Linked DNA regions of Homo sapiens: region 2 is linked to region 1. The links are chromatin loops, found by intact Hi-C in ENCODE. Cell type or tissue: ovary. All regions are shown on one strand. Links, peaks and the distances in the headings refer to the core of each region. The heading gives the core; the rest is flanking DNA. Region 1 holds the start of LRRTM1 (leucine rich repeat transmembrane neuronal 1). Region 2 has its middle 430 kb from the start of LRRTM1.

The links. Peaks named below come from ENCODE experiments on the same cell type or tissue, not always from the same donor. Only the 100,000 strongest peaks of a DNase experiment are listed, where the experiment ranks them.
Region 2: a loop joins it to region 1, with 10 times the contacts of the local background. A loop is called at or near these places in 1 of 110 quality-filtered maps.

What each region holds. Positions count from the first base shown.
Region 1 is chr2:80,298,228-80,314,073 of GRCh38, forward strand. The region is part of intron 7 of CTNNA2 (catenin alpha 2); the gene reads left to right. LRRTM1 (leucine rich repeat transmembrane neuronal 1) reads right to left here and starts at 6,525. Exons shown (of 2, transcript NM_178839.5): 1 at 5,925-6,525; 2 at 3,651-5,651. The coding sequence starts at 5,592. The coding sequence ends at 4,024. RefSeq lists an enhancer at 5,342-5,967. In ovary, for the core only: no CTCF peak of the experiment used is centred there; a DNase peak (open chromatin) is centred at 6,384; H3K4me3 peaks cover 843 bases.
Region 2 is chr2:80,724,128-80,739,973 of GRCh38, forward strand. No RefSeq gene overlaps it. Among named protein-coding and RNA genes, the nearest start is that of LRRTM1, 430 kb to the left of the region's middle. In ovary, for the core only: no CTCF peak of the experiment used is centred there; no DNase peak of the experiment used is centred there.

The DNA of each region.
Region 1 (15,846 bases), core at 4,696-8,695:
GGTCATATTCTAGCTAATTCCTTTTTATTTGACATTCTGTCAATGGCAGACCCAAATCAGCCAACATCGCCACTCATCTAGAGGAGATAATTTATGTTTATTTTGACTACCCTGAAACATTATGACACTCTTGCTCCAAAACAGATATAATTTCTGGTTCTTTGATAATTTTCTCTGTGAGAGGGGTATGTGATGATGTTCCTTCTACCATCTCATGTGATCCATCAATGCCCTGTTCTACTGGGCCATGTCAGATAGACTAGGCATCAAACTTGCTGACAAGTCGACTAAAATAAGCCGGAAACACAAGTGGCCCCTAATCCTACCAGAGATCTGTGTGTACTTGCTTGGAAAACTTGGGAGGAATAACAAGTGGCATTTGCCCCTCTGATTACTTACATATACTCATAAATGTGTTGTTGATGCTAAATCATACCAAATGTCTGCCTTCTTGAAGGCAGAGAGAAAAGGTTGGGGGCTCTTCTACTTTGATGAGTTCAGAAGAATATTTTTAAATGGTTGAGAAAACTATTTCCTTTTACTGGAATAACCTTTCCTTTGCGATGGTAACTTTGTAGTCTTGGGAGTATAGGCTGCATTGTGGGTAGGTGGTCTCAACTATTAATATCAAGGCTAAGATCTGAGCATCAGGGACTGCCTATTTTTTCTGAGTGCAGCAGAGGACAGGTCTCATTTAACCTGCTTCCTCTGGTCCAACCTAAAAAACTACTAGGGCTAAGACTGGTGTGAGAGTGTCATTTGTCATGTGAAAAGACTTTTTTTCTATATAAATATTCGAAAAACCTCAATACCACTGCTGAACTTTAATCAGCTGGGAAGGTACTGCAAATGGAGGGTCAATCCATCACAATGCCCAGGACGAGACGTGAATTGTGGCCTTAAGTTCTTTTCAGATAGCACAGCATAATGAGATTAGCACCCTCTGTGGGAAGAATAAAAAAAAGGTGCTACACCTTTAAAAATTAGATTCTCTTTTAAATGCTTAGTAGTTTGCTTAGAGGGGTCAGAGCAAGTTTCTTGAAGCTTAAAGATTAATTAATTTGAGAAAGAAAAGATTTCAAGTGTTACAAAACCTTAGTTAAAACTACCACTTTCCCTTATTCCTGCCGTTTCCCCCCACCTCCCCCCACCAATCTCCAGAGCTAGAGGCACAGGGGCATGAAATGATGTGAGCTAAATTCCCGTTTGTGTAGACAACGTTTGCTTGCCTACAAAGACACACAACGCAGAAACATACAGACACACACACAAAGTAAGAACATAGCTTTCTATGGTCATCATTTGCTCTTAAGCTCCCAGATTGCAGATTCCTCTTTCCAATGGTTCTTCATGAAATGCGTATGGACTTAAGATCTTCTACATACATGATGTTTAATCATGGGCAGGGTGGGAGGAGTAGCATAAAACAAAGCACGATTATTCTCTCTCTGTCTTATGGCCACCTTGAAACAAGAAGAGTGAAAGATAAAAATGTCTTGGGGATAGGAGATAAACTACAGTTTCCAATATTCAGATTTCTAGAGGGTAGGAGGGGACTTGTGGTTCTGATGCTTGCCAGAAAGGTTTTGCTTCTGAAAGCTTTCCCTGTAAGCACACCCACACAGCTCTTTAATGCACCAAGCCAAAGCAGCTTTGGGCGCTGGATTCCTGTAGCCTTCCTATGAGATGGTTAAGTTCACGGAATCCAAGGAGCCCTCCTTCAGTTGCTACATTTTTTGTTTTCTAAAAAAGGTATGCCGTCTTCTAGAGGAGGTCGCTTTAGTAGGGTTTTAGGTAAGGCACATCCCTGAGAGAATCTTTTTCCTGCTACCCCTGCTCTTGGAGTGGTATGCTATTTAGAAAGGCAAACCCAAATGATTATGCTTAAATTCAAAACCCCCTCCTCAAAGTTATCAAACAAAGCACCTCTCTTCTAGAACACTAATAGTCTGAATGGGTGTCATGTGCATGATGTGTGTCATAATGTCATGTTTTAATTATAAATAAAGCAAGATGAAGTTTCCTGGCCAGGAAAAATGAGCTGGGGTGTTGGGGTGTGTGTGTGTGTGTGTGTGTGTGTGTGTGTGTGTGTGTGTGTGTGTGTGTAAGAAGCTGTCTCCCAGGGCTTAACATCTTAAAAGACATTTGCAAAATATTTCTCTTGAAAGAGACTCTTAGAAATACTATTTTTAGGCATACTGGTTTCTCCATAGGTAAAAGAGAAACCTACCACCAACCCTTAGCTTAAGGAAACCTTCTGGTGATACCATTCTGCATTTCAAAAAGCTGATTTTGCCTCCTAAGATTGGTAGCTGGAGACATTTGCATGTTGGGGGATGGTAGTGTGTGGTTCCCCATCCCCCCATTCCCTCTTCCTGCTATTTGGACTTCTCTCTCTCAAAAAAAAGGAAAAATAAAAACAGAAAGATGCAACTCTTTAGTGTCCGTTAGAGAGGGAAGAGAAAGACTTAGGGACATGGGCTACATTGGTTCAGCATCTGTCATCCATGACAGTTTATTTCAATCATACATTTGCTTAAATTGTCATCTGATGAAGGAGCCCTCCGTCCAATGCACACAGCCTTCCCCTTCCCTTCTCTGCACCCACCAACTGCCACTACCACCACCTCCTCACTCTTTAGTTCAATAGAAACTGAAATCTCAATGATGGACCTGGAAACCTATGAGGGGTGAGAAGGAGCAATCATCACTCTCAACACAGAAAAAAAAAAAAGGGAAAGCAAGCATTACACAAAAGGGCCATCTGAGAAGAGGCAGCTTTTCTGTCCTGGGTTAACAAATTATTCCCATCTCAGAAATATGCAAACACAGGATCAAATGAGTATCTTCTCCCACTCTCCCCACCCCATCACTGCTCTGTCACCTCTGCCCCTAAAGTCTCTTGCTACAAGTCATTACCCTGCAGGCATTCATCCTAAGGTAGGTTTTTCTCCTCATTCCCCATAGAAACTAGGAATGTGCTGTCACTGTTTGGGAGCCTAAGCTTGCTGCAGTCTTAGCAATGTGCTCCAGAAGCACAGCTTTCAGCCCTAAACATCGGGATTCTGCCTCCTTCCCCTCAGCCAGACCAAAGAGAGCAGTGAGCTGAGGGGCTCCCTTTAACAGGGGGTACAAGAAGGGCACAAATGCTACTAAGTCTGGTGAATCAAAGACTCAGGAGAATTAAGAACAGGTGGCATTTGGGGATGAGATTTTGAGGTGATTTGAAAGATGGTTACATTAAGTGCAAAAATGTTTCGTGTTCCTAGGAGAAACTGTCTGGCATTGCTTTTTAAAAACCATTTGCAATGCTCTCTGCTTTAAAGGCTGAGTAAGGGTGCCCAGTCCTCAGTCCACCTCTCAGTTGCCTGAAGGTGGTTAGATTGCACTGTCCCTGCCCCAGTAATATAAAGGGTCTTGCAGTTTTTCTTTTTCTAGTCCTTACACATGTGGAGTAAATTAACATAAATCATTAATCTGATAAGCTTTCTTTGCCCTTCTTTAAAATTTCAAATTGAATCTGACTACGTTGCTCCTGGATTTTCCTTCTGGCCCCTGGACAACTCCCTCCCCACCCACCAAGGAAATTTTAACTGTTGCTTTTCTTGTAACACAGGTAACAATTCATTTAGGTTACACCAGTCTGTAAAAACTGTAAATGCTATTTTATTTTAAACATTTTAGTTTACAAAAAAAAAAAAAATCAATGATTGGTACCTTTTTTACACTCTCAGATTCCTGAATATGGACAGATCTTCAAAGGGAGGAAGGAGTTCTCATATGAAATTTAAGATAGACTGTCCTGAAGGTTGTGGGGTGGGGTTTTTTGTTGTGTTTTAATTCGCTTTTGTTTTTAAGACACAATAAAGCTAAAATGTCAAGTCTCTGGGAGAGATCCCCTTAAAGTTTCAGTCAAGGAGCATATCAGAGCACAGACAAGGAGACCCCAGCCTGGTGCCCGCCGGCCCGTCCCGGCTGCCCAGGCGTATTTGGTAGCGCATGGGTTGAGAGCCACTGGGACAATCACACCTCGCATTCCCTCGCGGGCTGCTGGTGGCAGGTACACGAGCCATACTCGTTGATGATCACCAGGGCTCCCTCAATGTGGTTCGGTTTGTAATCAACGTAGTATTCCTGGGCAGACATGGCAGCCATCTGATGCATGGTCTGTTTCTGCTTTTGCTTCCTGCGCTGCGTGACAAAGCACTGTCTGAGCTGCCTGAGGCTGGCTGGGAAACACTTCCAGGACACGTAGAGCACCAGGACCACGATGAGGAAGGAGAAGATGAGGGCCATGGTGCCCGTGACCACCTTGTGGATCTGCACGGCGTTCTCGGCGTGCTCGCCGCCTGGAAGAGCCACGGTGGCAGGCTCGAATGTGCCGTCGTGCTGCCCCTCCCCGCCGTCCGCGAGCGTGGTGGCCGAGCTGGCAGGGGGCCCCAGATCACTGCGGTTGGTGACGGCCGAGAGCAGGTGGCCGCTGGTGGGCTCGGCCCCATCCTCGCACAGGTGGAAGGCGTACACGGCGTCCAGGACGTCCTCGCCCTGTGCGTACTCCGGGCTGGCGCACTGCAAGTTGCCATCGTAGCGCCCCTGGAAGTTGTTGAGCCACGAGGCTAGGGCACACACGTTGCGCCCGCAATCCCACAGGTTCCCGGCCAGGGTGATGCTTGTCAGGGACTTCCAAGAGTTGAGGATCCGGGGCTCGATGTAGGTGAGGCGGTTGGAGTCCAGCTGCAGGGACTGCAGGTGCGGCACGGTCTCGAACACATGGGGCTCCATGTACTCGATCTCGTTGCCCGACAAGTCCATTTTCTCCAGGTTCCAAACCCAGTCCAGCGAGCTGACCACAATGGCCACCTTGTTCCTCCGCAGGCAGAGCGAGTGCAGGGAGATGAGGCGCGGGAAGTGGGCGAAGTTCACCTTGACCAAGTCGTTGTGCTCGAGGTGCAGCTCGGTGAGCTTAAACAAGCCGGCGAAAGAGTTGCGCGCCAGACTCTTGAGCTGATTGTATCCGATGTCGAGAAACTTGAGGCTGCGGCAGTCCTGGAAGATGCGCACGGGCACAAACTGGATGGCGTTGGCCCGCATATGCAGCGTGGTGAGCTTCCGCAGCCCGTGGAAGAGGTCGGGCGCGAGCGCCTGCAGCTTGTTGTACGAGAGGTCCACGCTGCGCAGGTTGGGCATGGGCCGGAAGGTGGTGTTGGGCAGTTGGGTGATCTGGTTGGAACTCAGCGTGAGTTCCTTAACTCGGCGCAGTTTCTGAAAGGCGTCCCCCTGCACGGAGCAGATGTGATTGTGATCCAGATAGAGCCACGTGAGCTGCATTAACCCCGTGAACTGGCCGGCGCGCAGCTCCGAGAGGCTGTTGTAGCGCAGGGACAAGCCCAGCAGGCCGGACAGGTTGTGGGGCGCCTCGGTGAGGTTGAGCGCCTCGCAGTACAGCAGCCGCCCCTCGCACCGGCACAGCTGCGGGCACCCGCTGGGGGCGGCGGGCAGCATCTGAAAGCAGGCCCCCAGCAGACACAAGACCACCCCCGAGGGCCTCCTCAGCAGCCAGTATAGACAGAGACCGAGCAGCAGGAAATCCATTAGCGAGAATCTTTCCAGAGAGACTGGAGAATGTCCATTGGAAGCGCTCGGTCAGAAATCTACATCATATTTTATTCCGAGGGAGGGGAAGCGGGGGAGGGGGAGAAAAGGGCAAAAAATCAAATAAATACATAGAAATAAAGAAGGACCCCCCTCCCCAAAAACCACACGTTCACCTCTAAGCATGCAGAAAGCTGGGCAGCATAGAAAGTTCACAGCCACGGAAAGATCAAAGAGATGGTGATTTGGTCCATGTTAGATGCTGCAGCAAAGAAAAGGGAGGAAAAAAAAAATCTTCGGGAAAGAATTTAATTAAAAAGTGTCTTACCCACCCTTTTCCAGAGAGTGACAACCTCCATTCAGCTGCTCCCTTTGTGTGCAGGCTAATTATATGCAGGGCGAGAGAAGACCCCTCTGTGTTTCCGAGGCAGCCCCGGTCCGCGGCCGGCGGATCTGGCAGGCGCACAATGTCTCACTTTGCTGCTCGGCTCGGGGCTGCAAGGGCGGCCGGCAAGGCGGGGAGGCGACTTCTAGGACCCGCAAGTTTCCCAACTACGTGCCGGAGCCCGAGCTTCGCCTTCCTGCCGCCTTCCTTTCCCTCTGCAGTTCGGACTGTGACGTTGTGGGGGGAAAAAACTCCAAACTCGGGGCTCGCGACTCCCCAGGATCTGACAGTCTGGTTAATGTCCGTCATTGGAAACGACCACTGACCGGCGCCACCTTTTACTCCGCGGAAACAGCCTGCCATTCGCGCCCCGGGCAGCTGCAGAGAGCGGGCTCACTCATGCTTTGCGGGCGGCGGGCGGCGGGCGGCGGGCGGTGGGGAGGTGCGGACGGCGGCGCGGGGAGCGGCGAGCGGCGCCCGGGCTCCTTCCCTCCACCAGGCAGTGTGCGGCGCGAGCTTGCACAGGCACCTACTGCTCACTGAGTGTCGTAAGCTGCTCACGATTGTGCGTCTTCCCCGAGCACCTCAGACATGGGCAGATTGAAAAGGGGTGGGCATAAAACCAACATTTTACCGAACCACTAAAGTAATATATGTTTTTTGATGAAACGGAAAACACTTTCAGCTTTTTTGTCCATATTTCAAAAAAAAAAAAAAAAAAAAAAAGGAGGGGGGAGGGAGGTGGAGGTAGGGGTAGCATCATCCACGACAAGATATTTCCAAGTGGGAAACTGAAATGTTCTGTGCTCTCCCCCTTGCCTTTTGGGGATATATTCTTTTCCCCTTTAAAACTGTCTACGTGTAAGAGATACGTAGGAATCTGTAGAGAAATCAACGTTTGGACCTTTGCTTTAGAAAAGCAACTTGAGAGAAGACACAGGAAGGCAATGATTTGGGGCTTGGCTAAGATTTTTGGGGTTTTTTCCCCCTCTTGCGGGTACTGGAATTCTGCAGTCAGCCAGCCCTTTTTTGAGGTGGAGAGGGGAAATGCTTTCCAAACCCACCTAGTTTGGGAAGCCATCCAAGTCCCGGTGGTGTGAGATCCAGTGTGGCAAAAAGGTATGTCTGTGTGCAGGGAGACTTGACTGAGATCCCTCCGGGGCTTCATCAGGCTCCACAGATACATATGGGGTACAGAGTGGATTAAAGAACGATTGTACTGTCTGACATGGGGAGGGCTTACCCTGACTTGTGCTGTTCATGGTGATTACTGGGCCCTGCAGTGCACCCCACTCCAAGAGAGTGTGAATGTGTAGGGACGTGATAGTTTAAGCCATAATGAAGCCTACCCGTCTCCATACACACATCCTAATTAATCTTTGAGACTGCACTAAGTTGTGCCACTTTTTCCTCTGAGTATGACGAGAAGCCTTTGCCTCATTATTTCTATTCATAATCATTTATAGATAGGAGTCCTTACAATGAGCTCTCCCCCCACCTCCCCACACACACACCTTGTGCCTACTGGTCTGTAGAGGGTCTGCCCTGGGGAGGGTCAGTTGGTCATCTGTTTAAACAAAGTCCTCCAAGATGGCTGAGAAAGCCTGCGGGAAGTGAGTGTGGGCAAGCCTTCCTTCTTGACAAAGATGCCCAGGGAGATGGTAGGGAGAGTCAAATGTGAGTCTCCAGCTCCACTGTTTGAATTCCCATCGTTTCTGCCTCTAAGGAAGTCAAAATCAGTAGGCATTATATGTAGTGGCACTTACTTTGATAGGAATGAGGGTGGATTACCAGAGCCAGGGTAGATAGACTGGACAAGTAACTGGATTGGTCCTTAGCATCTAAGCTGAAGAGGCCAACCAATGGAATCAAAGTCACCAAAGACTGGTGGTACTTTTCAGGAAAAGTCATATGAACAGGGGCATGAATCATTCCATTTTGTATTCATCTGAGCTCTGCCCTGGTCATTCATCTCTGAGATGTATCATTTAATTGGAAGGAACACAAATCTGAAATGTCCTAGACATCACATGCTGTCTTAGGAGTTAGAAGAGACATTAGAAAATCAACCCCCTTAATTTTGCACGTGACTAAACTGAGGCCAAGAGACATCATGGTTTATCCAAGGTCATACAGCTTGCAACTGGCACAGATGGTTTTTTCTTTCTTTCTTTCTTTTCTTTTCTTTTCTTTTCTTTTCTTTCTTTCTTTCTTTCTTTCTTTCTTTCTTTCTTTCTTTCTTTCTTTCTCTCTCTCTCTTTCTTTCTTTCTTAATTTGCCATTCTTGATGATTGCCTCTCTGTCACTCTTGCTGCCTACCTAACTCTGGATCAGGCATTTGCATGTTTCATCCTGGCACCTCCAAGGTGCTGCGGAACACTTTAACAGACAGACAAACAAATTCACCATCAAGTGGTTTCACCTCTTGCCAAGACAATTATTCGTGACAGCAGGCCAGCTGATGGAGCCATAAACTCTAAAGGGTTGGGAGGTGGGGGAGGGGTGTTGAGGAGGCACCCGCAGGGTTAAACAGCGGCCAGCCATTCAGCGAGTACTGTGAGTACACACCACCCAATCCCTAGGGTTGCTAGGAAAAAAAAAAATCCTCCTAATGCTGGCTGCTTGGCAAAGTGGTGACAGAGGCTGCCAAATGGGCAAGAAGAGGTCCCACTTTGGATGTCACTTGATTTGTAGAGCTGGTGCAGAGAGGCAGAAGAGTTGAGTGTTGGCAAGAAAGAAAGGGAATAAAATTAAATTCACTGATTTATATGTGAGTTTTCTTCTAAGTGTGCTACTCAAAACTTACAAGATGCTCCTAGGCTGTAATTAAAATAAATAAATTATATATATATATTATATATAAATATATATTTTCTATATATTGCTTTTTGCATTATTATCCTGCAAATCATTTCATCTATATGGTATCTTTAAGCCTTTCCCACCTCTAATGTGGCAAGTTTGCATCTTTTCTACAGTTTTAAACCCCTTGGCAGAACCGTATACATTAACAGATTGAAATGAGCTTTATTGAAATTTAGCTATTCTAAGTCATCTAAGTTGCAGAATCCCAATTTATTATGTATTTAAAGCATACCAGCACTGATTAAATCAATGCAAATTAGGTTAAATAAGAACAACATGAATCGAGTGTTTCAGCAAAGTTGAATCGAGAAACGACAACTTTTGAGTCACCACAGCAAGTCGATATGGCTGTTTTTCATGAGTTTTAATTTCATGCCTGTAAGTGTCCAATGAACTAAAAAAGGAAAAAAAGAAAAAAAAAGCTCACCTGAAGTTTTTTTTCTTTCCTCCTGCTTATTCTCTCATATGTCTGTACCTGTCTTTTGAAAATATCTGATTCACCAGGTTACAATGTAGCTATTGCATGTACTGGATCAATCTCTTCTTCCCGGGTGACCATAGATTTCTGTTGGCAAACTTCTTCTTCAAATGTTGTATATTGGATAAGAGATGCTTTATATGCTTTGAAAATACCCTTGACATTTTCCATGTTTGTCAGGGGAAGGAACCTGAGCTCATCTAGCTGAACCGCTATAGCTGCAAGTCTAGTACTAATAGTTGGGCATCAAGAATACCATCCCAAGCCATCATGCCAACATGTGATTGGGCACTGAGGCCAGACCTCCAGTTTGGGGTAAGAAATGATAAGAATCTTGAAAATATGGATTCAGCAAATGGGAAGGAAGTCTGGGTTATATGAGTTATGAATCTGATGGCCAAACATAATCTGGAACTAAGGGGAGGTAGAAGAGAGAAGCTCATGGAGCAAATTCGTTGTAGTTAGAGAGGCCAGAAGTATAGCTTGACGGAGGGAAGAGTCGATTAATTCCTTCTCTCTTCAACCTTGTAAATTAGCCTTTGCCTAATGAGCCCTCCTGTTTTTCGTGGTACTCTATGTTGTGAAGTGGAGTGGGGGAGTAACATACAATTTTTTTTTTGGTATGTCATTACTTCTGTTTTATCTCAACACTTCCAATTTGTTCATTTTAGTCAAAATAATTTGTGAACACAGAGGTGCAAGTGCAGAAAGTCTGAAATGAATCTGCATTCTGGGGATTGGCTTTCCATTAGCAATCTTTGTCAATGTTCAAGGAAGGAAATTTGAGTGATTATTTTAATGTTCTGTCATCGCTAGCACCAGCCTGGACCTTGATCTTTATGCTGTTGTCTTTAATTTTCAGTGGCAGCGAACCATGGCTTTTCTTTAAAAGGAAACCTTTAGAAGAATTGGCGGAGAGTGGGAGTCACAATTTCAAAAAGAGAGAATTAACTTTGTTGTTTCTGTGGGCACATACCATACAGCTGGCATTTTACAGAATGCTCAAAAGGTGCATGGAGAGGCTGAGGGTGGGGGCCCCAAGGCTGCTCTCAGGAGATCCACTTAGGAGAAACAAATTAGAAATTGAGGTCATTCTACTTATCAAACTTTGTCCAACTCTTAAAGCAACGTGGTAACATGGATAGCAATAAGAAACTAACTGCCATGCTCTATGAATGATGTAAATGATGAGAATAAATAATAAAAGAAATAATAAATGAATTAATAATAATAAATAGAAATGCAAGTTCTCCTGGGCATGGTGACTCATGCCTGTAATCCCAGCACTTTGGGAGGCTGAGGTGGGCAGATCATCTGAGGTCAGGAGTTTGAGGCCAGCCTGGCCAACATGGTGAAACCTGTGAAACCCCCTCTCTACTAAAACTACAAAAATTAGCCAGGCGTGGTGGTGGGTGCCTGTAATCCCAGCTACTCAGGAGGCTGAGGCAGGAGAATCACTTGAACCTGGGAGGTGGAGGTTGCAGTGAGCCGAGATCACGCCACTGCATTCCAGCCTGGACAACAGAGTGAGACTCTGTCTCAGAAAAAGGAAAAAAGAAAAAAAAGAGAGAGAGAGAGAGAAAGAAAAGAAAGAAATGCCAGTTCATGAGGCCTGTCCTCCCTCTCCACAGGTTTTCTCTATACTGGTGTAGAGAACATACTGGTGCTCTGATTATGCCATGTTATGCTTACCTATGTTTTTATATTCTCTCCATCTTTGCTTACCTTCATTTTAACTATCCTTCAAGGTTGATGGCAAATCTCCTCTATGATTTCTTAACTGACTCCGAGGCCCCTGCCCTCTATAAAGCAATCCCTTTTTCTTCTTCTGAACTCCATTAGCAGCTTACTTTTATCAATCTTGTGGTCCTGTTCACTTTATATGAGTGTGGCAATAATTTCTAATGATAGTATTTTAAAACTGAAAGGGACATTAAACATCTTGGAGATAAAGAATAAAAAGACCTTGTTGGGATTTCTGCTTTGCCACTTTTTAATCGGTATAACCCTATACAAGTCACTTCTTGGTCAGTGAAATAGGGCTAAGGATGGCTATCTCAGAGGATACTTGGGGTAATTAAATGAAATCATGTAAACTCTATAGAGTTTGTTCATTTAATTTTTGTCACTTCTGTGTTTCTCTATTTACATTTTTTTTTGTTTTTGAGACGGAGTCTCGCACGGTCACCCAGGCTGGAGTGCAGTGGCATGATCTCGGGTCACTGCAACCTCCTTCTCCCGGGTTCAAGTGATTATCCTGCCTCAGCCTCCCAAGTAGCTGGGATTACAGGCGCCCGCCACCACACCCAGCTACCACATCTCAAAAAAAAAAAAATGTAAATAGAGAAACACAGAAGTCACAAAGATTAAATGAACAAACTCTAATAGAGTTTGGCCACTCAAAAGTGTAGGCCTGAGACCACAAACCTTGGAGCTTATTAGAAATGTAGATTCTCAGGCCTCTCCCCAGACCCATGGAATCAAATCTGCATTTAACCATTAGCCCCAGGTAATTAAATTTTGAGATGCATTATTGGAACATTCACAAATTTTAACCTGAAATAAAAACCCAGATATCATTGATTCCCTAGTTTTGTAATTGAGAAGCTAAAGGGACAGAAATGTTAAGTGATTGCCCACCCTTGCTAGTGGAATTGGGTCCAAAAAAATAAAACTTTCTGAATAATGTGTTTTCTCTCCTATTAGATTTTAAACACTTAGAATGGAAAGTCTATGTGTACCACAGGCCTGAGCACTTAGCAGGGCTCTTAAAGTTTGATTTTGTAATTGGTACAGCAGGCAGTGTAGAGCCTTCATAGGTGCTAGCTTTAGGTATCTTTCAGCTGGTTTATTCCCATATTATCCTAGGAGATAATGGTATTCTGACATCTGGCATAAGACTTTGATTGCAGTCTTCCAAGGCAGGCAGAGTTGCATGGTAATTGATCCCATGGGGCAGCCCAACATGTTGCCCCTTCACACATACAATTTTGGAAGAGTCAAGACAGCAGGGACAAGTGAGGGGAGGTAAGTTGGAGGTGCATTAGGGTTGTCTTTCTGGGAAAAGCTTTGATGTTAACAGAGTTTGCTTACATTACTCCTCAGTTTTCTTATCACTGCCAATCTGCTACTATGGCATGTGTGTATTTCTCATGAATACTTTATTATAAAAAATGTACTTTGGGAGGCCGAGGCGGGTGGATCACTTGAGGTCAGGAGTTCTAGACCAGCCTGACCAACATGATGAAACCCTGTCTCTACTGAAAATACAAAAAATTAGCTGGGCCTGGTGACGGGCGCCTGTAATCCCAGCTACTTGGGAAGCTGAGGCAGGAGAATCACTTGAACCCGGGAGGCGGATGTTGCAGTGATCTGAGATCGCGCTACTGCACTCCAGCCTGGGTGACAGTGCGAGACTCCATCTCAAAAAAAAAAAAAAAAAATGTAAATAGAGAAACACAGAAGTGACAAAAATTAAATGAACATGAAGTCACCTAAAATTCAATCACCAGAGATGAACTATTAAGTTTTGGGTATACATTCTTTCAGAATTTGTCTGCTCTTATTTATTAATTAGGTTGTTTCTGGTTTTTAGTCATTATAAAATTTACTGTGATTAATATCCTTATACCTTTGAATATATGGGCGCCCATGCCTTTAAATGTTTATTCTAGAAGTGGAATTGGTGTTCAAAGGATGAGGATTTTAAAAAAACTATTAATACATAATGCCAAATTGTCATCCTGAAAGATTTCACACTTTTCATCCTCAATAGTTGCTTTGCTGCTTTCTCTTTGCCTTGAGAAACCCCCATGATACCATAAATTAAAACATGTTTTGGGGCCCCTCTCCTTCATCTGGCTGGGGCCCCGACCTGTATTTCTGTCTGCCTTTGTTTATTATGCCTTGGAATCATTCTTCCTCTTCACACCCATTTCCTCATTCCATCCTATGAAGGCAATTCCCACTTCAGAAAGAGGGCTGGCTTGGGGCCTTCAAGATTCCTTCTGGGAGTTTACGTGGACTTAATTCCTGCATCTTATTAAGTAGCTGGCCAGCCAAATTATTTTCACAAAGCCATTAATATCTGAAAATGGATTAATCCAGCATTACTTAAAATGCTCTACGAGGGTAAAAGTATTTAAATGCATTTGTGAAATGCACAAGGCTTTGTTCTGTTGTTCCTGTTTCACTCTCATAAGAAATCTCAGTCTCACAATCTCAGTTGTAAGAAATCTTGTTTTTCATGGTTTCAGCCATTTATTTGGGATTTCTATTAACACTAAACCAGAACAGTTTTGAAAACTTATTTAATTGCAGTTTATATTGCATTTGACTTTAAACTGGCTATCACTTTACCAAGACATTCCAAGGTTCAGATTTCAAGCATTATAGAAGAATGCTGGTGCAGGAACCTGTTTTATGTCATAATTTTATCAATTATGGGGGATACCTAGACAACTACAGTTCTTCTACTTGCTATTAGCAAATTTCACCTTCTCATCCTAGCCATAAATAAAGGAACTGTTAGAAATGCTTGTTCCTCATTGCCACAAAGAAATAGCATTCGAACATAAATTTGATTCTCTCAGCAAGGCAGTTTTTACTTTCTTCAGAAAGGGTGCTCATCGCAGATGGAACAATGGCCAGAGCACACCTGGACAGAGGAGGGGCAGGAGTTCTTACTCCTTACGCAGGTAGCCCCTACTGCTGTGTGGTTCCCCTATTGGCTAGGGTTGGACCGCACAGTCTAAGCTAATTCTGATGGGCTATTTAAAGAGGGCGGGGGTATGAGCCAGAGTAGCGGGGTGAGTAGTTGGTGGGGACAACGGTTAGAAACAGGTAACTAAAAGTGACTTAGGTCAGAGCAGGTGACCAAGGGTGACTCAGGTCAAAGCAGGTGACCAGAATGAGTCAGGACAGAGCAGATGACCAGGGGAACAGATGTGAACTACTGATTAGGACTAGTGGGAAAGTTGTTTACTGAAACTAGAAGCAAGTGGGCAAAGAGAACCAGGAAGTTAAACTTTAAAATGGAGAATCAAAGAATAAGAGAGCTGAACCTACTGACGTACTGATTTTGTGAAGAGAAACTTGGGGTTCAATATATTTAACAGAACCAATTTAATTCTATAGTAAGTTCTGTCTGCTCTGTCTCTGATATTCCTTGACACTTAATTATCTTGTTTTATAGAATTTTACAGATGTTGGAAATTTTGTCCTCACAGATAAAATGAAACTCTCTAAGAACAGACATATTACTTTCTCTGTGTTTTAGACCTTCTAATATCTACCTTTAAAGGGAGAAGAAGATCAGATGTGAGAGACCAGATATAGAGACATGAGAATTGCCACATAGCACTAGTAAATATGTTTTCTCTTCTCTTAGTGCAGTCTGCGTAGTTCTGGGTTTGTAAACACTCTCATTGAATTGAGTTTATTAACTAGTTTGAATGCTTGCCTAATCAATAGCCTGTGGAATCTAAATTAAATATAAAAACCTCTATATTACATTGACATATAGACACAAGCCATTAGCCCAGCAAAGCCAAAACTCTTGAGTTGAAGTCACACAGATTAATGCCTTTATGTGTGGCCTCCTGTTGCAGATCTATTAGTTGTAGGAAATCCCTCACCATCCATAAGCAACAGGTCTTCAGTGGTAAACTAACCTGCCTAGTTAGATGCATTTATCTCTTCATTCAAGCTGTCTCACTCCTCAATCTCTGACAAGAATCTTGAAAATGCCTTTCTAATTATTTAACATACGTGTTTGCTGCTATTCTTGTTTTTGTTCATTTGTTGTAAGTCAGATGGAATTTTACCCGATGAGAAGCAGAGTTAGATAAAATGTGGTGCCTACCCTGTGTGTTCACAGTTCTGGAGTGGAGATGATGAGTAACAAACCAATATTATTCATGCTATGGCAGAGATGTAAACAAGAGCTGTGGTTGAAGAGATTTTTCTAGCTAATTGAGCAAGACCAGGTAGAGGAAGGAAGACGAATTGACCAGATGGATGGATGGAGAAGGCCACTCCAGTCAGTAGGCAAAGTCTGTGAAAAAAATATGAAGACTTCTGAGATGCATACCATGTCTGGAGCACAGGTATGCAGGAGAAGGGGGTAAGAAAGGAGTGTGAATTTAGTGCCAGATTGGAAAGACTTTCAACTAGAAATATGATTTCCAAAATGTGAGTACAAGGAATATAATTCTGATGACTCCCTTGAACATGAATGGAGGAGAAAGGATACTGAAAGCAATGAGAGCAGTTGGCAGACTACCATATCTTCCCAAATGAGATACTATGTGGGCTATGTTCACATTACAAATGGGCAGGGCAGCAGGTGCAATAATAGCTCTGCAGTGGATTGACAAACTTTTAAGTGGTACTCTTTCCAAGAAAGGTGATTTCAATAGATGGATTGCTCTAGGGGAGAAGGGAGGCAAGGAAGAGTAGGATGTAAAAGCCAGCTAAGCTCACACTTGGAGCCAGGAGTGAGCAGTTGAAGATCTGAACAGACATT
Region 2 (15,846 bases), core at 6,651-10,650, 430 kb after region 1:
ATTGTCTATTACCATTTTGTTTTTCTCTCTTCATAAGAATTTACTTTCTCTTAAGGTCTCAATAACTAGCAGAGTTTTTTTTTTTCTAAGTTTAATAGTTTACATATTTGATGTCTGCATCCCTTTTTCATGTAATAGATTCCTTTGCTGATTGGTATTTACTACTAGTGGTATAAATTATTAACTGTTTACCACAATCATTCCCTTTTCCTTCTGGACACAGAGCTAGGTTGTATTTCGCAGCCTCTCTCACAGTTTAGTGTGACCACAAGACTGAGGACATTGAAATGTGGTGGAAGTGATGGCTGTCTCTTTCAGACCTGGGCTATAAAAACCTCTTAGACCACCGTTACTCTTTATGACCACTGGCTGACAGTGAAGGACTTAGAAGTCCTGAAAGATGGTGGGGTCATGAGATGGAAAAGACTGGGCCCCTAAATCACCCTGTGATAGTTCATCTCCTGACCACGCTCATTGAATTGTCAGCAAGACAGTAATTTTTATTATGGTAAATCACTATGATTTCTGGGGATTTATCTACTACAGAAGGAAGTATTACCCTAATTTATATGCCACTTAGTCCTGTTATACATTACACTCCATGTTGCTTTCTAAGATTTCGTTTTTCCCTTCTCTGTAATCTTCTTCATAGAAGGTACTTGACCCTCAGTGAGAGGGATTTTGAAATTCAAAGTAAAATATCACAATCATTTTCATTCCATGTTATTTCAACAACAAACCTAAAATGCAGCTGTTATTTATCCTTATTCTACAGATGAAGACAAGGAGGCACAAAGAGTTAAGTGGTTTTTCAAAATCATACAGCAAATTTCTGAAAGGCCAGTATTCGAATACAATCTAGTCTGGTGCCAAAGCTCAGGTTTTTACATTATGTCACCTTTTCTATCACGTCCTGGAAACCTCTAAAGATGCTTTAATGTTATCACAACTCCAACTGTCTCTTTCTCAACCAACAATAAATACTAAACTGCTGGAGAATCATTTATGCCCTGCAATGTCAGTGAGACATTTAATAATTAAATAGTAATAGGAGGGCCAAAAAACATTTTCTTAAACTTTATTAATAATTCACTTTGGACAACATCCAAGAAGTCTGGTTATGCTGCATTCTGCACTTCATAGGGCTTGTTGTGATTCTACCTCTGTACCTAGGCCAATAAAAACATTGTAACACTTCTAAATCCCAAATGCAGAAATTAGGACAAAACTCCAAGGACTTAAAATAAGTTGTTAAATATTTTTTTGAATGTGAAAATCTCATAAATCATGAGTTCTATGAGGTGAGGTGACACTTGACATTGAGATCTACACATCATCTTTATAGATAAGTCACATCTCTTATTGGTACAGCATTTTGATGACCTTGCTAGCACCTTTCTTGTGAGCCCCATGACTGTTCTCATCTTCCAAACGTCTTGTGATGTTCAGCAAGGAAGCTGTTGTTATCCCCAGTACAGTGAAAAAAAATGTTTCAATCACTGATCCTCAGCTAAGCTCATTCATAAAGCCAATTGACAAATGAATAATTCTAAGGTTTGGGCATTTATTGAGTTTCTTTGTGCCAGTTATAAACTTGATAAATATCATTTTACATTATCTTTACATTTATTTAAATATTTATCAATCCCTGTTTTTCAAGTACTATATTTTGTGTGTGCTAGTATGCAGTAGTGAACCAGACGACAATATTCTTGATTTAAGGGTACTTATAACAATATTTTGAAAAAAAATATGCTCATCATTCTGATACAGGTGAGGACTGAGGCTTATAAGACAGCTTATTCAAGCTCAAATAGCTGAATTTACAGAAGCCAGAATTCAAATTCATGACCATTTGATATTAAGTGAGTAGTAAACTTGTCACCCAGGACAGGTCTAGGTTGAAAACATAGAAAAGAAAGCGGAAAACTTCCTAATTTTATGGAAATAATAATCTAATTAAGAAGACAGTACTTACATACAAAAATTGAAGATAATATAATTTAGGAAAAAACTGTACTGGCAAAATGATAAATGTTTTAATAGATTCGTGATGAAGTTTAAGAAAAGGGATAGGGACGGGTATGTTTCAATGGAGAATTCTATTGTTCTTTGGGTAGAGGTCTACATGGTAGTGAAGAGAGAGAGCCCAGAGGAGGTACCCCAACATGTTGGAAAATGCAGAAAAGGCAGAGATTTATACTCGGATGATAAGAAAATAAACACATATAGAGTAGCTGGTTTAGAAAAAAACAAGTTTAGAGATGTAGATGGGATCTATTTGGAGATTGCTTTGAAAGCCAGGGAAAGAAGTTGATATATTTTAGGAGGATATTAGAAAGCAATTGTATTGATGTTTGTGCAAAAGTAAAGTATAAAAAAGTCTTCAGAGGATGTAGGCAGAGCAAAATGGTAGAACGGAAATCTCCACCAGTCATCCCCACCCCCCAATTCCTGCAAGGACACCAACTTAACAACTGTCTATACAGAAGAAACACCTCATAAAACAAAAAATCAGGTGAACCCTCATATAATCTGGTTTTAACATTGTTTCACTGAAAGAGGCACTAAAGAGACAGAAAAAAATAGCCTGGAATAGCTGACACCACCCCTCCCCTACATCCCCCCCACCCCCCACCCAGCAGCAGCTGCCTAGTGTGGAAAGTGTCTCTGGGTACTGAGGTAAGAAGAGCACAGCATTTGTGAGGCATTGAACTCAGTGCTGTCCTGCTAGTGTAGAAACAAAAATCAGAACAAAGTCAGTTGATGCCCACCCATGGAGGTAGCATTTAAAGCAGCCCTAGCTAGAGGGGAACCACAGATCCCAGTGGTCCAAACCTAAGTTCCCACAAACCTCATCACTGAGGGCTAAAGTGCTCTGGGTTTCTAAGTAAACTTGAAAGGCAGTCTGGGCCATAACGACTGCAACTCTTAGGTAAGTTCTGGTGCTGAGCTGGACCCAAAGACAGTGGACAGGAGCAGTACACACAATATACTAAGATGCCAGCTGGGGTGACTAAGAAAGTAGTGACTCTCTAACTCCCTCCCCTAACTCCAGGCTGTACAGCTCACAGCTTCAAGAGAGACCCCTTCTTTCAGCTTGAGGAGAGGAGAAGGAAGAATGGGGAGAATCTTCTCTTGTATCTTGGATACCAGCTCAGCCACAGCAGGATAGGGCATGGTCAGAGTTGTGAGGCCTCTGTTCCAGGTTCTAGCTAACAGATTACATTTCTAGACACACCCTGGGCCAGAAGAGAATGCTTTTCCTTGAAGGGAAGGACCCAGTCCTGGCAGCATTCATCAAATGCCAACTGAAGAGCCCTTCAGCCCTGAATAACCAGCAACAATACCCAGGTACTATATTGAGGACCTTGGGTGAACCTCTGAGACTTGCTGGCTTCTGGTACCATCATGGACACAGGAGGGTAGAGCACCAAGTGGGCTCCTAGGGTCCCTGAATCCAGAACTTGCCTCTTAACTGGCATTTCTGGACCTGCCCCAGGCCAGAGGCAAGCCCACTCCCCTAAAGGGCGAATCCCAGGCCAGGCAGCATTCACCATAGCTGACTTAAGAGTTCTTGGGCCTTAAAGAAATATCAGTGGTAGTCTGGCAGTACTCCCCATGGCCTGTGATAGTGGTGGCTATGGGGTAAGTTTCCTCTGCATTTGGAAAGAGAATGGAAGAGTAGAAATGACTGTGGTTTAAGTGCCAGCTCAGCCACAGTAGAACAGAACACTAGGTAGACTTCTAAGGTTTTGATACTAGTGCCTGCATCCTGGACAGCACCTCTGGACCCACTTAGGGCCTGTGGGAACTCACCAACTTAAATAGAAGAACATAGGCCTGGCTGGCCTTGCCAAGTGCTGACTGTAGACCCTCAGGGCCTTGAACAAACATAGGCAGTAGCCAGGGAGTGGTAACAGCTAGCCATGGGCAAGACCCAGTGCTGTGCTGGCTTCAGGTCTGACCCACCACAGTCATAGTGGTGGTGACCACAGGCATGCTTGTGTCAATCTACTTCCAGATTTAGGTGGCTCAGAACAGAGAAAGGAACTGTTTGTTTGGGAGAAACTAAGGGAAGAGAACAAGTATCTGTCTGGTAATCCAGAGAATTCTCCCAGATATTGTCCAAGACTGTCAAGGCAGTACTTCTATAAATCTGCAAGAATCACATTGTTACTGGGCTTGAGGTGCCCCCTAAGGCAGATACAGTTTAGATCACAACACCTAAGTCCTTTCGAATATCTGCAAAGCCTTCTCAATAAGGACGGGCACAAACAAGCCCAGAGAGTGAAGACTACAGTAACTATCTAACTATTCAATGCCTTGACACTGAATAACACCTACCAGCGCCAGCACCATCCAGGAAAATATGACCTCACCAAATGAACTGAATAAGACACCAGGGACCAATCCTGGAAAAACTGAGATATGTGACATTTCAGGTAGAGAATTCAAAATAACTGTGTTGAGGAAACTCAAATAAATACAGGAGAACACAGAGAAGAAACTCAAAGTTCCATCAGATAAATTTAACAAGTAAATTGAAATAATTAAATAGAATCAAACAGAAATTCTGGAGCTGAAAAATCTAATTAGTATACTGAAAAATGCATCATAGTCTTTTAATAGTAGAACTGATCAAGCAGAAGAAAGAATTAGTGAGCTTGAAGGCAGGCATTTGAAAATATGTAGTCAGAGGATACAAAAGAAAAAAGAATAAAAAAACAATGAAACATGCCTACAGGACCTAGAAAATAGTCTCAAAAAAAAAAAACAAAACAAAACAAAACAAAAAAAACAGATCCAAGATGATTAGCCTTAGCCTTAGAGGTAGGGAGAGAGAGAGATCAAGGTAGAGCATTTATTCAAAGGAATAATAACAAAGAACTTCCCAAACCTAGAGAAAGATATCAATATCCAAGTACAAGAAGGTTATAGAACACCAAGCAGATTTAACCTAAAGAAGACTACCTCAAGGCATTTAATAATCAACCTCCCAAAGATCAAGGATAAAGAAAGGACTCTAAAAGCAGTAACAGAAAAGAAGCAAATAACATGCAATGGAGTTCAAATATGCCTGGCAGCAGAATTTTCAGTGAAAACCTTATAGGCCAGGAGAAAGTGGCATGACACATTGAAAGTGCTGAAGGATAAAAACTTTTACCCTAGAATAGTATATCTGCCAAAAATATGCATCAAGCATGAAGGAGAAATAAAGACTTTCCTGACAAAAAAAAGCTGAAGTATTTCATTAATACCATACCTGTCCTACAAGAAATGCTAAATGGGGTACTTCAATCAAAAGGAAAAGAACGTGAATGAGTGACAAGTAATCACCCGAAGGTAAAAAATTCATTGGTAGTAGTGAGTACACAGAAAAACACAGAATTTTATAAAATGATAACTGTGATGTGTAATTACTTTTATCTTAAGTAGGAAGAATAAGCAATGAACCACTAAAAAATAACTACAACAACATTTTAAGACATTGATAGCACAATAAGACATAAATAGAAAAAAACAAAAAGTTTAAAAGCCTGGGAACAAAAGTAAGGTGCAGAGTTTTTATTTGTTTTCTTTTTGTTTGTTTATGCAAATAAGGTTAAGTTGTTATCAGGTTAAAATAATGGGTTATAAGATAATATTTGCAAACCTCATGATAATCTCCGACTCAAAAAACTTACAAGAGAGACATAAAATTAAAAGCAAGAAACATTTTTTATTTTAGTTTTCATTTTTTATTCTTTTTTTTAATCACAAGTAAAAAAAAATCACCTTCACTAAAAGAAGACAGGAAGAAAAAAGGTAGAAAACAAAACCATCAGAAAAATAAATAAGAAAATGGTAGGAGCAAGTCATTATTTAATAATAAAATTGAATGTAAATAGAGTAAACTCTCCAGTCAAAAGGCAGAGTGGCTGAATGGATGAGCAAAAAAAGACCCATTGATCTGTTGCTTACAAGGAACACACTTCACCTAAAGAGTCACATAGAAAATAAAAGGATACAGAAAGATATTCCTTGCAAGTGAAACCAGAAAAGCAAGAGTAGCTATACATATATGAGACAAATAGATTTCAAGATAAAAACTATAAGTAGAAACAAGGAAGTCACGATATAATGTTAAAGGGATCAATTCAGCAAGAGGATATAACAATTTTAAATATACATGCACCCAACAGTGGACCATCCAGATACATAAAGCAATATTATTAGAGCTAAAGAGAAAGGCCCCAATACAATAATAGCTGGAGACTTCAAGACAACACTTTCAGCATTGGACAGATTTTCCAAGTAGAAAAGCAATGAAGAAACATCAGACTTAACTGCACTATAGACCAAATGGATCTAATAAATATTTACAGAATACTTAATCCAATGGTTGCAGATTACACATTCTTTTCCTCAGCACATGGGTCATTCTCAAGGATAGACAAGGTCACAAAACAAATCTAAAAACATTCAGAAAAACTGAAATAATATCAAGCATCTTCTCTGATCACAATAGAATACAAGAAATTAACAAGATGGATTTTGAAAACTATACAAATACACGGAAATTAAACAATGTGCTCCTGATTCACCAGCAGGGTCAATGAAGAAATCAAGAAGGAAATTTTTTGAAACAAATTGTAATGGGAAAACAACATACCAAAACCTATGGGATACAGTAAAAGCACTACTAAGAGGAAAGTTTATAGCTATAAGTGCCTATATTTAAAAAAAAAGCTTCAAATAAACAATCCAATGAGGTATGCTAAAGAACTAAAAAATCAGGAGTAAACCAACCTGAAAATTAGAAGAAACAATACAGATCAGAGCAGAAGTCAATGAAATTGAAATAAAGAAAACAATACAAAAGATCAATGAAACAAAAAGTTGGTGTTTTGCAAGAATAAACAAAAATTGACAAACCTTTAGCCAGACTAAGAAAACCATACAGAAGATACTAATGAATAAAATCAGAAAAAAAGACATTACAAGTGATACTGAAGAAATTCAAAGACTCATTACTGGCTACTATGAGCAACTATATGCCAATAAATTGGAAAATCTAGAAGAAATGGGACAAATACCTAGACACATCCAACCTACCAAGATTGAACCAGGAAGAAATCCAAAACCTGAACAGACCAATAACAAGTAACAAGATTAAAACAATAATAAAAATCTTCCAGTAAAGAAAAGCCCAAGACCCAACAGCTTCACTGCTGAATTCTACCAAACATTTAAGGAAGGAATAATACCAATCCTATTCAAACTCAAATTCTGAATAGAGGAAGAGGAACTACTTTCAAACTCATTCTACAAAGCCAGTATTACCCTGATAACAAAACCAGACAAAGACACATCAAAAAAGAAAACCACAGACAAATATCCCTGAGAAATATAGATTCTATAATAAAAACTATAAGACACTGATTAAAGAAATTGAAGAGAACACCAAAAAATGGAAAAATATTCCATGTTCATGGATTAGAATAATCAATATTGTTAAAATGTCCATTTTTGATGCAAAAATCTTCAGCAAAATACTAGCAAACCGTATTAGTCCATTTTCACACTGCTGATAAAGACATTTTTGTCAAAGGCACTCTCAAGTCTCTAGAGAGTTCCAAACCTTCCCACATTTTCCTGTCCTCTTCTGAGCCCTCCAAACTGTTCCAGCCTCTTCCTGTTACCCAGTTCTAAAGTTGCTTCCACATTTTAGGGTATCTTGTCAGCAGTGCCCCACTCTACTAGTACCAATTTACTGTATTAGTCTGTTTTCATGCTGTTGATAAAGACATACCTGAGACTGGGAATAAAAAGAGGTTTAATGGACTTGCAGTTACACGTGGCTTGGGTGGCCTCACAATCATGGAGGAAGGCAAGGAGTAGCAAGTACATCTTACATGGATGGCAGCAGGCAAAAAGAGAGATTGCCCAGGGAAACTCACCCTTAAAAAACCATCAGATCTCGGGAGACTGATTCACTATAATGAGTACAACATGAGAAAAACCTGCCCCTATGATTCAACTACCCCCAACTTGTTCCCTCCTACAACACTTGGAAATTCAAGGTGAGATTTTGGTGGGGACACAGCCAAACCATATCACAAACCAAATTCAACAATACATTAGAAAGATCATTCATCATGACCAAGTGGGATTTATCCCTGATATGCAAGGATGGTTTAACATATGCAAATCAAGCAATGTGATACATCATATCAACAGAATGAAATGTAAAAAATTACATAATCACTTCAATTGATGCTGAAAAAGCATTGGATAAAATTCAACATGCCTTCATACTGCATACCCTCAAAAAACTGGGTATAGAAGAAACATACCTCAACATAATAAAAGTCATATACAACAGACCCAAAGCTAATATCATACTGAATGAGGAAAAACTGAAATCCTTTCCTCTAAGATCTGGAACATGAAAAGAATGCCCACTTTCACCACCGTTTTTAAACATAGTAGTGGAAGTCCTAGCTACAGCAGTGAGAGAAGAGAAAGAAATAAAGGACATCCAAATTGAAGTGGAAGAAGTCAAATCATCCTTGTTTGCAGATGATATAATCTTATATTTGGGAAAACCTAAAGACTCCATAAAGAAACCATGGGAACTTCTAAATAAATTTTTTAAAGTTGCAGGATACAAAATTAACCTACAAAAATCAGTAGCATTTCTATATGTCAACTGTGAACAATCTGAAAAGAAAATTTAAAAAGCAATCCCATTTATTATAGCTGTAAATAAAATATTTAGAAATCAATGAAGGAAGGGAAAGATCTCTATGATAAAAACTAGAAAACACTGATGAAAGAAATTCAAGAGGAAACAAAAAGGAAAAATATTCCATATTCATGGATTGAATCAATATTGTTAAAATGTTCACACTACCCAAAGAAATCTGCAGTTTCAATGCAATACCTATGAAAATACCAATGAACCAGTGACATTCTTCACAGAAATAGAAAAAATTATCTTAAAATGTATACAGACCCACAAGAGACCTATAATAGCCCAAGCTATACTAATCAAGAAGAACAAAATTGGAGGAATTACATTACATGACTTCCAATTACACTACAGAACTACAATAAGCAAAAATACATGGTACAGGGATAAAAACAGACACATAGACCAACAGAACAAAATAGATAACCCAGAAATAAATCTAAACATCTACAGTGAACTCATTTTTGACAAAGTTTGTAAGAACTTAACACTGAGGAAAAGGTAGTCTCTTCAATAAATGGTGCTAAGAAAACTGGATATTCATATGCAGAAGAATGAAACTAGACCCCTCTCTGTCACTATATACAAAAATCAAATCAAAATGGATTAAAGATTTAAATCTAAGATCTCAAACCATAAAACTACTATAAGAAAACTTTGGGGGGCCGTGCGAGGTGGCTCACACCTGTATCCCAGCATGTTGGGAGGCCGAGGTGGGTGGATCATGAGGTCAAGAGATTGAGACCATCCTGGCCAACATGGTGAAACCTCGTCTCTACTAAATATACAAAAAATTAGCCAGGCGTGGTGGTGGGCACCTGTAGTCTCAGCTACTTGGGAGGCTGAGGCAGGAGAATGGCATGAACCCGGGAGGCGGAGCTTGCAGTGAGCTGAGATCGTGCCACTGCACTCCAGCCTGGGCAACAGAGCGAGACTCTGTCTCAAAACAAACAAACAAACAAACAAACAAACAAACAAAAAACATTGGGGAAGCTCTCCAGGACGTTGGTCTGTGCAAAAATTTCTGGAGCAATACCCCACCAGCCAGGCCACCAAAACAAAAATGGAAAAATGGGATCACATCTAGTTAAAAAGCTTCTGCACAGCAAAGGAAATAATCAAAGTGAAGAGACAACCCACAGAATGGAAGAAAATATTTGCAAACTGCCCATCTAAGAAGAAGTTAACAACCAGAATATATAAGGAACTCAAACAACTCTATAGGAAAAAAATCTAACAGTCTGATCAAGAAATGGGCAAAATTTTTGAATAGACATTTCGCAAAAGACACAAATGGCAAACACACATAGGAAAAGGTGCTCAACATCATGAGTCATCAGAGAAATGCAAATAAAAACTACAATAAGACATGTTACCCCAGCTAAAATGGCTTATATCCAAAATATAGGCAATAACGAATGCTAGTGTAGGTGTGGAGAAAAGGGAACACTCTTACACTGTTGTTGGGTATGTAAGTTAATAAAACCACTAGGGAGAACAGTTCGGAGGTTCCTCAAAAAAACTAAAAATTGAGCTACCGTATGACTCAGCAATTCCACTGCTGGGTATATACCCAAAAGAAAGGAAATCAGTATATTGAAGAGATATTTGCACTCCCGTGTTTGTTGCAGCACTGTTCACAATAGCCAAGATTTGGAAGCAACCCAAGTGTCCATCAACAGACGAATGTGTAAATATTTTATCCATTTTCTTTATTCATTGATCCATTGATATCCATTGGTACATATACACAATGAAATACTATTGGTACAATGGTATCCATTGGTGCATATACACAATGGACGATGGGATATAGAGTATGGAAGGATTGTTACCAGAGGATGGGGGTTGGGGGGAGAAGGTGGGGATGGCTAATGGGTACCAAAAAAGGTAATTAAAAGTGTTAATAAGCCCTACTATTTGGTAACACAGCAGAATGACTACAGTCAATAACTTAATTGTACATTTTAAAATAAGTAAAAGAGTGTAATGAATTGCTTGTAACACAAAGGTTAAATGCTTGAGGTGAAGGATACCCCATTCTCTGTGATGTGATAATTCTGCATTGTATGCCTGTATCAAAATATCTTATGTACCCCATAAATGTATATACCTACTATGTACCCAGAAAAATTAAATAAATTAAAAACCAAAAGACAAAAAAAAAAACTTTATTTTTTTTTTTTCTAAAAAGGCATCAGCATCTACCCAGGTATAATAGAGTGGAAATTCTCAGGTTGTAATTCCCTTTATGTAAATAATATTTTAACTCAAAGGAGAAACTCTAGTGGAGATTTTTTTGAATTTATTGAGATCAATATGAATGGTATGTTGACACAATGTGTTTCTCTAATAAGTTCTGCTTCTAAGAATTCAAAATCCTCTCAATAATATGCATGTTATATTCTGTTCTGTTTATAGCTTGAGAGTTTTTTTTTTGACATTTCTATCTTCAAATTGATGTCTTTACCAAGACAAACAGTGGTATGCAAAAGAAGAAGGACAACAGTAAAATTAAATAGGAAAAATAACACCAAAGTTTATTAGTGAGGTTAACCTAGGAAGCTACATAAGGTAAATAGGAAGTTCATTTTGTAAGTTAAATAAATCTACTTGAAACCAACTTTGCAAAAGTTATAACAGTGAAAAAATTATGATAGTGAAAGAGGTCTAATCTAACCAACTCCCATCTTGCCTTGAATTGCCAAACTGCCCTTAAACATTCTTGGGCTTGGGTAAAGCTAGTTTTGTGAGACATTTAGTTTATAGTTTAAATTATAATAGCCCTTCCCAAAAACTTAACCACTTTTGTAAAGCTAAGAAAATGCCCTAGGTTAAGAGTATGGAAGGTGCCTGAATTCTGCTAAGGACTAGGTGGAATGATAACCAGACATTATTCTAGAGGTCACAAGATTTGCAACTTCCCTAATTACTCCTACAGATAAAATCACTATTATAGAATGTAAAAGTGGAAATATCTTTTCAGATTTTTGCATTTCTGACCACTGATGGCTCCAGCTGGATCCAACAACCATTTCTGTGCCCCACTCAACAGTGGACTCAGCCCACACAAGGACCATTTTCCACTACTCTAGCATCCTCAACCACTCAGCAACACCAATTCCCTGGCCTACCAAACAATCCTTGAACAACTCTAGCCTCCAAATTTTGGGGGAGGCTGATTTCAGTAATAATAAAAGCTGGTCTGCTTAGCCAGCTCTGAATGAATTAAACTATTTCTCTATTGCAATTCCCCTGTCTTGATGAATTGGCTCCATGTGAATAGTGGGCAAAATGAACCCATTGGGCAGTTGCATAGTTGTAGCTCCTATTTAAGGGAGTATTTTCTAGCATGGTAATTACATTAGATTTTGACCTATGACATATTTAAAAAATTAGTGGTTAGAAATATAAACTTTCAATTCAGACTGCCTGGATTTATATCATAGCTCAGATATTTGCTATGTGGCGTTGGGCATAACTACCCTTATAGGATTGCTATAAGAATTACATCTTAAAAATTCATTTAAAGAACTTAATACTGATCTTATCAGGGAGGGGCCAAGATGGCTGAATAGAAATAGTTCCAGTTTGCAGCTCCCAGTGAGACCAACACGGAAGGTGGGTGATTTCTGCATTTCCAACTGAGGTATCCAGTTTATCTCATTGGTTAGGCAGTGGGTGCAACCCACAGAGAGTGAGCAGAAGTACGGTGGGGTGTTGCTTCACCTGGGAAGTGCAAGGAGCCAGGGACCTCCCTCCCCCAGCCAAGGGAAGCCATGAGGGACTGTGCTACTCACCCTGGTACTAGGCATTTCCCACAGATTTTTGCAATCCTCAGATCAGGAGATTCCCTCATAAGCCTACACCACCAGGGCCCTGGGTTTCAAGCACAAAACTGGGTGGCTATTTGGGCAAACACTGAGCTAGCTGCAGGAGATTTTTTTGTACCCCAGTGGTGCCTGTAACCCCAGTAACACAGGAGAACTGTTCACTCCCCTGGAAAGGGGACTGAAGCCAAGGAGCCAAGTGGTCTCACTCAGCAGGTCCCACTCCCATGGAGCCCAGCCAACCAAGAACCACTGGCTTGAAATTCTCACTGCCAGTACAGCAGTCTGGAGTCTACCTGAGAAGATCCAGCTTGGTCAGGGGAGGGGCATCCACCATGACAGAGGCTTTAGAAGGCGGTTTTCCCTTGACAGTGCTTAGGAGACTGGGAGGTTTGGACTGGGCGGAATTCACCACGGTAAGTATTTACCAGTAAGTTAAATAAATCTACCTGAAACCAACAGCAGAATTCACCACAGTAAGTATTTAACAGTAAGCTAAATAAATCTACTGAAACCAACAGCAAGGCAATGCAGCTGTGGCCTGACTTCTTCTCTAAGTTCCCCCTCACTGGGCAGGGCATCTCTGAAGGAAATGCAGCAGCCCTAGGCAGGGGCTTACAGATAAAACTCTCATCTCCCTGGTACAGAGCACCTGGGGGGAGGGGTGGCTGTGGGTGCAGCTTCAGTAAACTTAACCTTTCCTGCCTGCCAGCTCTGAAGAGAGCCACTGATCCTGACAAGGGGGATTCTCTCAGCACAGTGCACCAGCTCTGCAAAGGGACAGACTGCCTCCTCAAGTGGGTCTCTGACCCCTGTGGCTCCTGACAGGACAGACCTCCCAAAAGGGGTCAACAGGCATCTCATACAGGAGAGATGCCATCAGGCCATCTGGTTTCCATCAGGCCAGTGCCCCTCTGGGACAAAGCTTCTTGAAGAAGGAGCAGTCAGCAATCTTCGCTGTTCTACAGCCACCACTGGTGATACCCAGGTCAACAGGGTCTGAAGTGGACCTCCAGCACACTGCAGCAGACCTGCACAAGGGGGGTCTTACTGTTAGAAGAAAACTAACAAGCAGAAAGCAACAACAACATCAACAAAAAAGACCCCTACACAAAAACCCCATCAAAAGGTCATCAGCCTCAAAGACCAAAGGTAGATAAATCCACGAAGATGAGAAAAAAACAGTGCAAAAACGCTGAAAATTCCAAAAGCCAGAATGCCTCTTCTCCCCCAAATGATTACAACTCCTCTCCGGCAAGGGCAAAAAGCTAGACAGAGAATGAGATTGATGAATTGACAAAAGTAGGCTTCAGAAGGTGGATAATAACAAACTCCTCTGAGCTAAAGGAGGATGTCTAACCCAACTCAAGGAAGCTAAGAATCTTGATAAAAGGTTACAAGAACTGCTAACTAGAATAATCAGTTTAGAGAGGAATATAAATGACCTGATGGAGCTGAAAAACACAGCATGAGAACTTCGTGAAGCATACACAAGTAGCAATAGCTGAATTGATCAAGAGGAAGAAAAAATATCAGAGATTGGAGACCACCTTGCTGAAATAAGGCATGAAAACAAGATTAGAGAAAAAAGCATGAAAAGGAATGAACAAAGCCTCTAAGAATTATGGGACTATGTGAAAAGATCAAACCTACAATTGATTGGTGTACCTGATAGTGATGGGGAGAATGGAATCAAGTTGGAAAACACATTTTAGGATATTATCCAGGAGAACTTCTCTAATCTAGCAAGACAGGCCAACATTCAAATTTGGGAAATACAGAGAGCACCACTAAGATACTCCATGAGAAAATCAACCCCAGACACATAATCATCAGATTCTCCAAAGTTGAAATGAAAGAAAAAATGTTAAGGGCAGCCAGAGAGAAAGGTCAGGTCACCTATGAAGGGAAGCCATCAGACTAATAGCAGATCTCTCTGCAGAAAACCTACAAGCCAGAAGAAAGTAGGGGCCAATATTCAACATTCTAAAAGAAAAGGATTTGCAACCCAGAATTTCATATCCAGCCAATCTAAGCTTTATAAGTGAAGGAAAAATAAAATCCTTTCCAGACAAGCAAATGCTGAGGGACTTTGTCACCACCAGGCCTGGCTTGCCAGAGCTCCTGAAGGGAGCACTAAATATGGAAAGAAAAAAAACTGGTACCAGCCACTGCAAAAACACACCAAAATGTAAAGACCAATGACACTGTGAAGAAACTGCATCAACCAATGTGCCAGATAACAAGCTAGCTTCATGATGACAGGATCAAATTCACATACAGCAATATTAAACTTAAATGTAAATGGGCTAAATCCCACCAATTAAAAGACTGGCAAATTGGATAGTCAAGACCCACTGGTGTGCTGTATTCAGCAGACCCATCTCACGCAAACACACACATAGGCTCAAAATAAAGGGATGAAAGAATATTTACCAAGCAAATGGCAAGCAAAAAAAAGCAGGGGTTGCAATCCAAGTTTCTGATAAAACAGACTTTAAACCAACAAAGATCAACAAAGACAAAGAAGGGCATTAATGGTAAAGGGATCAATGCAACAAGGAAGAGCTAACTATCCTAAATATATATGCACCCAATACAGGAGCACCCAAACTCATAAAACAAGTTCTTAGAAACCTACAAAGAGAATTAGATTCCCAGACAATAATAGTGGGAAACTTTACTACCCCACTGTCAATATTAGACACAGCAATGAGACAGAAAAGTAACAGGATATTCAGGACTTGAACTCAGCTCTGGATCTAGTAGACCTAATAGACATCTAACTCTTTAACCCAAATAACAGAATACACATTCTTCTTAGCACCACATGGCACTTATTCTAAAATTGACCACATAATTGGAAGTAAAACACTTCTCAGCAAATGCAAAAGAACAGAATTCATAACAGTCTCTCAGACCACAGTGCAATTAAATTAGAACTCAGGATTCAGAAACTCACTCAAAACTGAACAACTACATGAAAATCAAACAACCTGCTCCTGAAAGACTCCTGGGTAAATAATGAAATTAAGGCAGAAATAAATAAGTTATTTGAAACCAATGAGAACAAAGAGACAACGTACCAGAATCACTGGGACACAGCTAAGGCAGTGTTAAGAGGTAAATTTATAGCACTTAATGCCCACATCAGAAAGCTAGAAAGATCTTAAACTGACATCCTAACATCACAGTTAAAGAACTAGAGAAGCAAGAGCAAACAAATTCAAAAGCTAGCAGAAAATAAAGTACTTAGGAATAAAACGTGAAGGACCTCTT